2 separate regions of the Mus musculus genome follow, and region 2 is linked to region 1. Evidence: chromatin loops called from intact Hi-C (ENCODE). Cell type or tissue: left cerebral cortex. All regions are shown on one strand. Each heading gives the region's core, and the rest is flanking DNA. Links, peaks and the distances in the headings are about the cores only.

What was found. Hi-C counts contacts between places; a loop is a spot of excess contacts. Peaks named below come from ENCODE experiments on the same cell type or tissue, not always from the same donor. Only the 100,000 strongest peaks of a DNase experiment are listed, where the experiment ranks them.
Region 2: a loop joins it to region 1, with 2.7 times the contacts of the local background. A loop is called at or near these places in 1 of 42 quality-filtered maps.

The regions. Positions count from the first base shown.
Region 1 is chr10:86,171,500-86,176,883 of GRCm38, forward strand. The region is part of intron 6 of Syn3 (synapsin III); the gene reads right to left. It overlaps Gm35636 (a long non-coding RNA gene), which reads left to right. Exons shown (of 8, transcript XR_003949028.1): 3 at 4,078-4,194; 4 at 5,384. Among named protein-coding and RNA genes, the nearest start is that of Gm35636, 12 kb to the left of the region's middle. In left cerebral cortex, for the core only: no CTCF peak of the experiment used is centred there; a DNase peak (open chromatin) is centred at 2,535.
Region 2 is chr10:86,089,803-86,095,186 of GRCm38, forward strand. All of the region lies in intron 7 of Syn3 (synapsin III), which reads right to left. Among named protein-coding and RNA genes, the nearest start is that of 4930486F22Rik, 3.4 kb to the right of the region's middle. In left cerebral cortex, for the core only: a CTCF peak has its summit at 2,282 (motif pointing right); DNase peaks (open chromatin) are centred at 1,143, 2,326 and 5,149.

The DNA.
Region 1 (5,384 bases), core at 82-5,081:
GATGGTAGGACAGGGAAGCCCTGGTGGGAGCCCTGGTCAGCTATAAAACCTCAGTCTAAATAAGGATGGGGCGGTAACATTAGTAGACAGGGATGGGCCATAGAATTGGGTGGTTTGAGACAAATAATAACTTGACATTTATTTTGGAAAAATATTTTCCCAAGTGTCTCACTAAACTCTGTGGGAATGAGGAATTCATAGCTGAAGTCATGAGGGAAGGTTGAGAAAGGGGCTCCTGACCAGTGGGCTTTGATTTCATGAAACTTAAAGCATCAGATATTCTTGAGTACAAGGCCTTACTCGCCCACCCTATTCTCTGTGTGAGTTGTCCCTGTCTAAGGCTGCCTCAGTCTAAAACCCCTCTATTTATCCTCAATGGTTGTGACAACAGTCCATCACTTATTGAACATATGCTAAGGGGCCAGACACTCTTTCAAACACCATCCATCTTTATTGACTCAGTTCTCACCATGACTTTAAGGGTAGCCATTCTTGTGATCTCTATTATGCCAATGAAGGAGAAAACAGAGGTATATAGAAAGATGTAAGCTGTGCCTTTGACTCAGAATATTCCGGATTACTGTGCTATATGTTTTACTAAGTATCATTGGACTGACTGGGATTTATTATTACATGAGATGATCTATATCAAGCACAGAGGCCACTGCCAAACATTTAAGAGAGAGGCTAAACTACCACCACAAGTATTAGCATTCTAGTTTGATTTGCACTGCTACAATGAAACCCTTTTAAAGAAAACAGGTTCATCTTGCTTCATAATTCTGGTCCAAGAGTGAGGTGCTGCATGTGGTGATAGTCTTCTTGCTAGATGTATCCTGCTGTGCCACAGGACACTATGCCAAGAGACAGAGGCATGTATATTTCTCTATCTTGCTCTGTTCTTTCAAAATCACCAGAACTCCATTATGATAACTTTGCCAAAGTCCAATCTCTTCCCAAAGGCCTCATCTCTTACCAAAATTGATTAAGTTTCTGTTCTCAAAACAATTGGCAGTGGGGATGAAATTTTAACACTGCAATCCTGGAGGGCACTCCATCTATATCTAAACCAGAGCACTCATACTGTTTTCTGGTACACATCTCACATTACTACCTTAAGGGAGCTCCTTTAGTGGCCTTGCTTAGAGAGGGAAGCCTTAGTGGGGAAAATGCTTTGGCTCATGATGGAAATAAAGGTGAGTTCCTGAAGACTTAGCGTCATCTGGATCCAAGCCTTCATGGGTGTCCATGGAAAAGAAGCCAGGGTCATGGCCAATATCAAGAGGGATAAGGACAAGAAATGGGAAAACAGGAAAAGCCAACAAGATGACTGCATTCTAAAGTGAGATTCCCTTCCCAGCATCTCCCTAGAGGCACTGAGTGGGTAAAACACATCACCTTTGGTAGAAGAGCCTCTGTGTTGGGGGTATAAGAAGCAGATGCACCTGCCATCAGTGATGTGCAGGGTGAGTAACCATCCGAACAAGGGACCTAATGGCAGAATATTCAAGAGAAGAGGAGCCAACTGATAATTACCAAAAACCTGAGAAGGGCCAAAAGTTTTTCTTTGTGTCCTAAGAGGTCTGTAAGTCCCCCAAGTGACACCAGATCACCATCCTATTGTCCTTGTCACCATCCTCATTTCAGCTTCGGTCCAGTAGTGATGACTGAAAGACCGGGTGGAGCTGGCTTCTTCAGCTCAGCCCCTCCAGCATTATGGGAGCTTCTTGGGTGGCTGGAGGAAAACACTTTGAGTGAGGATGGTCACTGCCTAAATGATACCACTTCTACTCTTCAAAATGCCTCCTTGGAAGGTACTATAGACACAACAGCCTCTTCTGGCTGGATTCCGTCCATGCCACTCACCTATGACATTTGTCAATGCCTTGAGAAATGTCTTAAGAAATGGCTAATGACGTATCATGGAACGAGGCCAGGGATGTTTCTAAACACCCAATGATATGACCACTGAAACACCAAAGAATTACCCTAAGTGTTCATAGTGCTGAAGTGGGGGTACAGCTCATCAGACTGCATGGTTACTGCATTAGTCATAGACATTGTCAAGGATTAATGCACGCACACTGAGATTCCAGACAACTGGTTGGAATCTTGACTCTGCTGTATAATGACAGGGGGAATTGATCTACTATACATGTAGTCATCAAGAAGATTCAGTTGGGTCTGTTTGGTAACTGGCCTCTGGTATCTACCTCCTCCTCCTACACAAACTCAATGCAAAAGAGATAATCATCGGATTGCCACACAGCTTGGGGATAGACTTTGTCAGAGCTCAGGTACTTAAAGATCCCTCGAAGTTACGAAGTCAAGCACAGAGATGCCCAGTCTTTGTCCCATGATCCATACATGCTTCAGCCCTTCCAGGGGCCTGAGTCCAGAATGTGAACACCTTCCCAGCAAGTGACTAATTGTTATGCTTTAATTATCCCACAACATGGGAGCTTAGTTTTGAGGCATTATGTAATTGTCAATGCAAACAAGAAGTAAATGAAATTTATACCCAAATCTGGTTTGACTAAAGGTTGTGCTTGTTGAGTGGGTGGAGGGAAAAACCACTCACGTCTGAGAAGCAGAGTCTCTGGCTGACGGAATTCGTACCATAAAAATCTCTTGCACATGGACAGAACCTCAGAGCAGGAAGTTACATCAGAGACTTTCTCGTCAAGAACTCTTCATTTTACATTTGAGAAATAAGTCCACGAGGGAGGAGACACTTAGTTAGAGGCATACCCTACTTATTAGCAGGGAGGAAGTCAGACCAGAGCACCCCAGAACCCTGTCTGTTGTAACATGGCACCCTGTTGTCTCCACTAAGGTGGGATTCTGCCCAGGTTAGATGGCATAGAAATACGATTTCCTAAATTTTCAGTTTAAAAATGCCCATGCTGGACAAGAGCTTGATTCTCAGAAGCCAACCCTATAGTAGGGTTTGCTTGTCTTTTCTCCAGGCTCCTGAGGCAATATTGAAGCAATTCCCTCTGTGGGTGCCTTGCTCTCTGAACTTACCACACACACACACACACACACACACACACACACACACTCACAGACATGTGCACACACACACACCACATACACACAGAGACACACAGACACACACAGAGACAAACACACACAGACACACACAGACCCAGAGAGACAGAAGACAGACACACACACTCAAAGTCATGTGCACACACACACACACACACACATACACACCACACACAGAGACACACAGACACACAGACAAATATGTACAGACATGCACACAGACACACACACACAAACACAGACACACACACACACACACAGACACACACACACACATGTTATCCTTTCTCAGAATGACATAAGAGTTTTCCGTGCAACCAGTACAAAACAGTTTCTGATTTCCTTTAGCCAGGCCCTTAGAAATCATCTGTTATCATATTGCCTTTCCATCCATTTCCCCACCACCCCTGCAATCCAGACACATTTTATTCCCTTTCTTTTGGAAACAAGAAAATGAAAGGAGGTTAAGAGGATTCCCTTAGGCTCTAGAATTTTATAGCAATGGCAAATGTCAGACAAAGAGTCCATGCCATGTTATCTGATGACGTTTCATCATGATTTACAATTAAAAAGCAAACATCAGAACTGAGTATCAAAAGCACACATATAAGATAAAAAGAAAGCATGGGGGCAAGTCATTTTAAAAAATCCTAATAAGAAAACTCTAGATTTCTCTTTCCAACCAAAGACACAGGTAGTAACAGGGGAAGATATGGAAGGATCATGTATCTGAAGGAGTCGTCAGGTGCTGGCTGAGGATTTTAGGTTGCTCATGCATGGTGGACAGCATGGTGGATAGTTGGGAGATGAAGGAAGTAAATGTGTGTGTGTGTGTGTGTGTGTGTGTGTGTGTGTGTGTGTGTGTGTGTGTGTGTGTGGTGGAGCATAGTCAGAGGTGGGAAGTGGGTTTACAGATGTGTTCAATGTTCACTAGCCCAGGTCAAATGTTAGCTGATATTTGCTTGTTTTGTGACCTTCAGAAAACTGGTGACTCTCTCTGAAGTACAGCTTTAATATCTGCAGAGTAACTTTCCTCTTTGTGCGACTGAGGATTGGAATCGGTGCTCATTAGAGGCATGTCTTTGCTCTCTCCTCGATTCCCTCCCAATCCCTTCTGTTTTGGCCCATGGAATGCAAGAGGTAAGCATTTTTTTGAATACTGACTGTATTACTGTATTAGTTATTTCTATGCTGCTGTAGAAAAAAAATTACCTGACAGACACAAAGGAGAAAAGGTTTAATTTGCTTCCAAATTCATAAGGCTTTAGTTCACCATGGTAGGGGAAATATACAACTTGGACCTGCTCCATTTCCAACGTGGGTCAGCTTATCCCTCTACAGGCAACCTGGTAGTCCCCTTGCACCTGGGAGGTTGCTATATTGATACTGAACGTAAGGGACATATTATTGATATAGCACACCACAGCTAAGAACTTTTGGACTCAAGAGATCATCGTGTCTCAGTCTTCTGCATAATAGTGAGAACTACTCATACGCAGCACCACAGTTGACAGTGTCATTGTAAGCAGCTTTGCAAGCAATGGTGGGGACATTTGAATGGCAAGCAATCAGAAAACAGCTTTCCACCGTGTAAAGACTCTGAAACCTTCAGAACAGTTGAAGTCGTGAGCACCTGTCCCTCACTGTCCTGTCCTGACTTGTGCTATGAGGGCCATCGCATATTCAAACCATAACAACCACATCGTGCCATTGGTACCTCCTGGCCTTTAATGATAACTATTCCAGTCTCGAGTATTGTGTTACATCAGCAGAAGTACATTGTAATGACAGCCCAGCGCTGCTGCTTTGTGGCTATCTGGTAATAACTAACATCTTTACACCCAACTGTATATTCCACCCATATAATGGGTACAGGGGTTGTTGAGAGGAGGCGAGTATATGCTATTTGGAAGTAGTTGTTCTATGGATGATGTACAAGCACCAGGATTTCTTCCCTCTGGGTAAGAGGATTTTGTATGATCTCACAAGTGCTGTGGTTTGTATGTGGCTTGAGTGTCCCTTGGGGACTGGCGTGTTCATGCTTCATTCCAGTGTGGTATGAAGATGATGCAAGTTTAATTCACTGAAGGTGTTTGGAGGTGGGAGTTCTGAGACATAATTGGCTTTGACAAGATCTTCAGAGTGGGGTTTACCACTGATTTCTAAGAAGAGGGAGGAGACCAGAAGCTAGACACTCATGTCCTTGTCTTGTGTCATGGGGTAACTTGCTCTGCCTCACAACTCTGCCAGTAAGGTCAGCATCAGATGTGGGTCACTGATCTTTGACCAGAATTATAAACCAACACTAGGCTCTTGTATCCCATTACAGC
Region 2 (5,384 bases), core at 276-5,275, 82 kb before region 1:
AGAAGCTAGATGGAGATATGGGTAATTCATATTATACAACAAGTAACTGTATATCCTTGGTGGAAAGTATGTAATGAATTCTTTAAAATGACAAAGAAATGTATATAGGTTGATATTCAGTGACTACATCATGGGAATAATGGAAAGGCTGTTTGAAAAGGCCCACGATAGCAGTAATGTCAGCATTATACGGAGCCAAGATCCTCCCTTCCCCTCCCTCTTACTATCCCTCCCTCCTTTCCTCTCCCCATCCTTCCTCTGTCAATTCCTGCTCCCATGTTTGCCAAGTGTTACACCACCCAGTCATATCCTAGCCCTAAATGCAAAATAAATACAATTTGAAAAAAATCAAAGTAAGTTAAATCTCTCTTATCTAAAATTTGAATTCAAAATGTCAGTGTAGATTTATGATGTTTTTTTCCTATGCCCCCCCCCCCCAAAGACCTAGAAGAAGTGGCCATCAAAATAGCAAAGAACATGCTTAGCACTTTGATTATGGTCCTCAAAAATGCTTTTATCCCAAGGAGAGCCAGGCTTCTTGAGGGATGGCTGATTCCAGGATTTAGGTAGAAAATGTGTGTTGAGCTAGGAACACCTCATCATAGTGAGAAGAGAGAAGAAGCACACATCAAGACCATGAATCTACCGGACAAAGGACTCCTAGAACCAAAGACAGATCATTTGAGTGTCAGAAAGAACAATGAATTCAACAGATTTAAGTACATCGAATTATTAACAATCCACAACGTAAAATTAAGTGGCTGCCACTTTTGGAGGAAATTAAGACACATCATTTTTCTGAAAAGGATGAAGAAATGTTCTTTTCTGATAACATGGAGGGTTGAGGGCAAACCCCATAGCAACAGTGTATCCAGGCAACAGTGCTAGATGCCCAGATTGTTGGGGAAGAATCGCTAGGAAGTTCCCAAGGTAGTGGTCATGAAGACAATACCTGAACTCATGCATCAGCTTCACATGAAGAAAGAACTCCCAGACACAGCTTTGCCCCAGGCGTGATGTAGGATAATGTCCTTGCCCATTCAAGGAGTGTTCGTTCTCTCTTCATCTTAGGACCTGGCTTGCATGGCATCTTGGAATCTATCCTCCCAGCTCTCAGGGAAGATAGTGACAGCACCGTGGGTTGCTACCAGATGGAGTCAGAATGGAGGAAATCCTATAGGAAAAGTACTTGTTCCCCCCCCTCAATAAATACATATCATAGGGGAAAGCCCCAGTAACAACAGAGTCAGAAGGGCTGCCATAGTCACACTAGCTGTGCAAAGTCAGGCTTCGTGTGACTTCAGCCAGGATAAGGCACTACTCACATGGTGGAGCAGCACTTGCAAAGCTGAGGCAGAATTAGAGGTCAAACTGGGCTACACAGTGAGTACCAGGTCAGTTAGGGTTACATACCAGGACTCTTACTGAAACATCATCATCATCATCAACAACAACAACAACAGCAACAACAAACCAACAAAACAAAAGATCCAAGTAAAAAGGGTAGCTATTGAACACTGATTGCACGCTAGTTTGAGGATTATTAAGTTTTAGGTGTAATAATGGCATTCGGCTATGTTACAGCAAAAAAGAAGCCTTTATGTGTTAAAAATACATTTGGGGCTATTTCTGGATAAAATGGCATGCTATCTGGGATTTGCTTTGAAACCATCCAGCGAGCCATAGAGACAGAAAGAGGAGGGGTGGCTGCCAGGACCCGAGGCGAAGGGGTGGTGGGGGTGGGGTGGGGGAGGTTTCAGGGACTTCTAATGGGGATGGAGCATGAGGGTGGATTCCAGGGTGCTCATGCCTGCTATCTGGGCATACACCAAGGGGGGAAAACAACACGGAATCACATACTTTAGAAGGAGAAATTGTCTGATTCTCAGAGCTCAGATTTAAAAAATAAAAACAAAGTATCTAGTGTTTGGGAGGAAGTGTGTGTGTGTGTGTGTGTGTGTGTGTGTGTGTGTAGCAAAACTGACCATGAATAAACACTGGTGGAAGCTGAAGACTGACAATTTTCTCCTCTTTTGTGTATACTTGAAAATTTCCATGATAAAATTTAAAGCCGGGTAGGACTGAGAGAAAAAGACAAAATGGACAAGGAAATAAAATTATAGTCAGAAGGAGGTTAAAAGTGCAAACGACAATGTCTGGCAGTGTGTGTTGTTAAGCAACAAAAACAGCAATTTGGGTCAGACATCATCCAGTTTCTTTCTCTACCGGGAAAGGAATCCCAGCCATTCCTGCAGTACAAGCAACGTGGTATTTGCCCATCCTTCCTCCAGGGGGCGCTGTGGGGTCAACCCAGCCGTGATCTCCAGTGACAGCTGTCATTCACTGTAGGCTCTCTCGTCCGTTCCAGTCGCCATGCCATAACAGACCTTGCATGTTGAGATTCAAAAACAGCAGAGGATTGTTCTCACGGCTCCAGGGGCTGGGAGGTCTGACACCAAGGATGTCATGTCTGGAGGTGACCACATTTCTTGGCTTGCATAGATGGCTTGCCGTCTTGCCGGGTCCTCACATGAAGAGAGTAGGAATAGGCTCACTGGTGTCTCTTCTTAGATGAATGCTAGACTCAGCAGAAGAGTCCTACCCATGGCACATCAATTAAACCTCTCAAAGGCCCCATTTGTAAATATCATCACATTGGGGTTAGAGCTCTCTCTCTCTCTCTCTCTCTCTCTCTCTCTCTCTCTCTCTCTCTCTCTCTCTCTCTCTCTCTCTCTCTCTCTCTCTCTGCATTTGGAAGCCAGTAGACAGCTTCAGTTTTCCTTTCTCAAAAGCCATCAACCTTGTTATTTTGAGGCAGAGTCTCTCAGTGGCCTGGAGTTCACCAAGTAGGCTGAGCTGGCCAGAGGTCCAGGGATTTGCCTGTCTCCAGATCATGCTAGCACTGAGATCACACACAGACACTACCATACTTGGCGACTTCTTCTTCTTCTTCTTCTTCTTCTTCTTCTTCTTCTTCTTCTTCTTCTTCTTCTTCTTCTTCTTCTTCTTCTTCTTCTTCTTCTTCTTCTTCTTCTTCTCCTCCTCCTCCTCCTCCTCCTCCTCCTCCTCCTCCTCCTCCTCCTCCTCCTCCTCCTCCTCTTCCTCCCCCTCCCCTTCTCTCTTCCCCCTCCTCCTCCTCCTTCTTCCTCAAAGTGCCTCCTGGGGGTTGAACTCAGCTCCTCACGCTTGCAAAGCAAGCCCTTTACTGCCTGAGCTATTTCGCAGCTCAACATGAGCTTTCCTGTTACACAATTCATTGCAAAGAATCTCATATCCTTATGTCTTTTCCTTAAAACATCATTTCAGGAAAGCAGCTTTCAAGCGATCAAGGGAATGCAATTTTGTAACCACTTTGATCTGTCTTTCGTAAAGTACACTTTTGTAGTTGAAAAAAAAAATCACACACGTATGGTCTAACAAGGGCTGCAATATAAAAGGAAATCTGGAAAAAGATAAAAGTCTCCGTCCTCCTCTCAACCCGAAGCTGTCACCTGCTGATAAGACTTCTCTGTACTTCGCTGGAAATCTCCTTTGAATATGCTGACTCCGGGACATCTAAAGTGGGCCCCTCCTGTCTCAGCTGGAGCTGAGGAAAGGAGACAAAGGTGCCATCTCCCAGTGTGTGCTGGGACAGAGGGTGTGTAGCAGGCAGGTATGTGGACACCATTGCTCTGGAAGCTGGAGAGTAGAGAGGGTGCAGAAAACAAGGCGTACTTTGCTCCCACCTCACAACTGTTGACAGCTTCAGCAGAATGAGTGTGCCCTGTGCTGTGGGATGGAGCCTTGCCAGACTGGGGTGGATCCTCCCCAGGTCACTTTCAGGACAGCATCGGAGCCACTAGAAGTGGCCCGTGCCCACCATTTATCTAGGGTAAAAATGCAGAGCTCATATAGTTTGATTGTGTCTTCCAAAAGCTCATGGGTAGGTAGCTTGGCCCCCCGAATATTCTATTAGGATGTGGTAAGGAAGCTTAAAGAGGTGGAGTCTAGGAGGGAGCGACTGAATTGCAGCGGAGGTGGGGGAGATGCCCTCTCTCATGTGACCAGTTCTCATATGACTTGTGGAACAAAGGTCAGAATCTGGAGATGGGCCACTGCCTTGGTGTTCCTTCTAGTTCTATAGGCAGGAATTCATGCAATTCTTTTGTGAATCTGGTTAGTCCTGGAAAGGTGACTATAAAGAGGGGGAAGGGCTCTCCCTGCTTTCAAGCCATGGGTCTTTGCCACCGGGCATCATTCAGTTCCACCAGAGCCAATGTATGGTTTTGAAACCTTAGACCTTTGGTGACTTTTTTTTTTTTTTTTTAATCAAATGACCTAGCAGCAGTTGTATCTTGTGCTGCAGTTGAAAATGAATTCACTCACTGCCTTTTTTCTCCATGGTCTCACTAGGGAGGCAATACAATAGAAAGTTTGAAAATTCAGGCTGCAATCTCAGTCTCATCGCTTTCTTGAATGACCTTTGGAAAATTAATCAATGCCTCACTTCCCTCACGTGGCAGAATATAGGTAGCTTGTTGCTGGGCTGTTACTGAGCACTGCAGTTGAACATGATTCAAGACCCTACATGTCAACAAACCAGAAGACCGCTTAGCTCATCACAAGCACTCAACAGATGACATCATTCTTCTTATCTCATCCCTATAACATACCACCCAGCATAGGGCCTAGCACAAGAAACATTTGCTGAAGAGCCAGTGAAGGGGCTATTAGTGGAGACTGCGGGGTACAGGGGTGTGCAGGTACTGAGACCTGCATACCTCCACATCTAATCCATCTTCCCTTTGAGATGAATGCAGAAATGGGGTTCAGACCTTCCCCAGAAGCATGGTGCTTGAGCACACTTGAAGCTCACCGCATTGTTTCAGACCATTCAAAAACTTTATAGCAAGTGTTGGCCAGCTGCTCACTTTAGTCCAGTAAATTCCCATCATGTCTCCCTGGAAGACCAGGCTTAGGGAATGTTTCTTCCTGCTATGGCCAAAGCACACACTTTTTTTTTTTAAAATAAAGATAAACCCATAAGGTAGTTTACTGACCAGGGTTATTGGCCAACCAGCTAAAAGCTGAAGGACATTGACCAATAATGATGCCCAGTTCTGGGCAGTCATTCTATGGTCTTAACTTTTTGGCAAGGGGAGCTGGCAGGCCATTGGCAAACAGGCTACTCCTTGTTTGAGATAACAGAAGCATAATCATGGCCTACAAATGGAGACTTGTTTTCCTGTTTCTGTACCAGAGAGGCAGGCATCCAGCTCATTTCAAAGCCACAGCAGCATGCTAAGAAACTAGCTACATGGGGGGTCAGGCTTCCTGCTTACCTCCTAGGAAGGTTTTTTTTTTTCCATTTTTTATTAGGTATTTAGCTCATTTACATTTCCAAT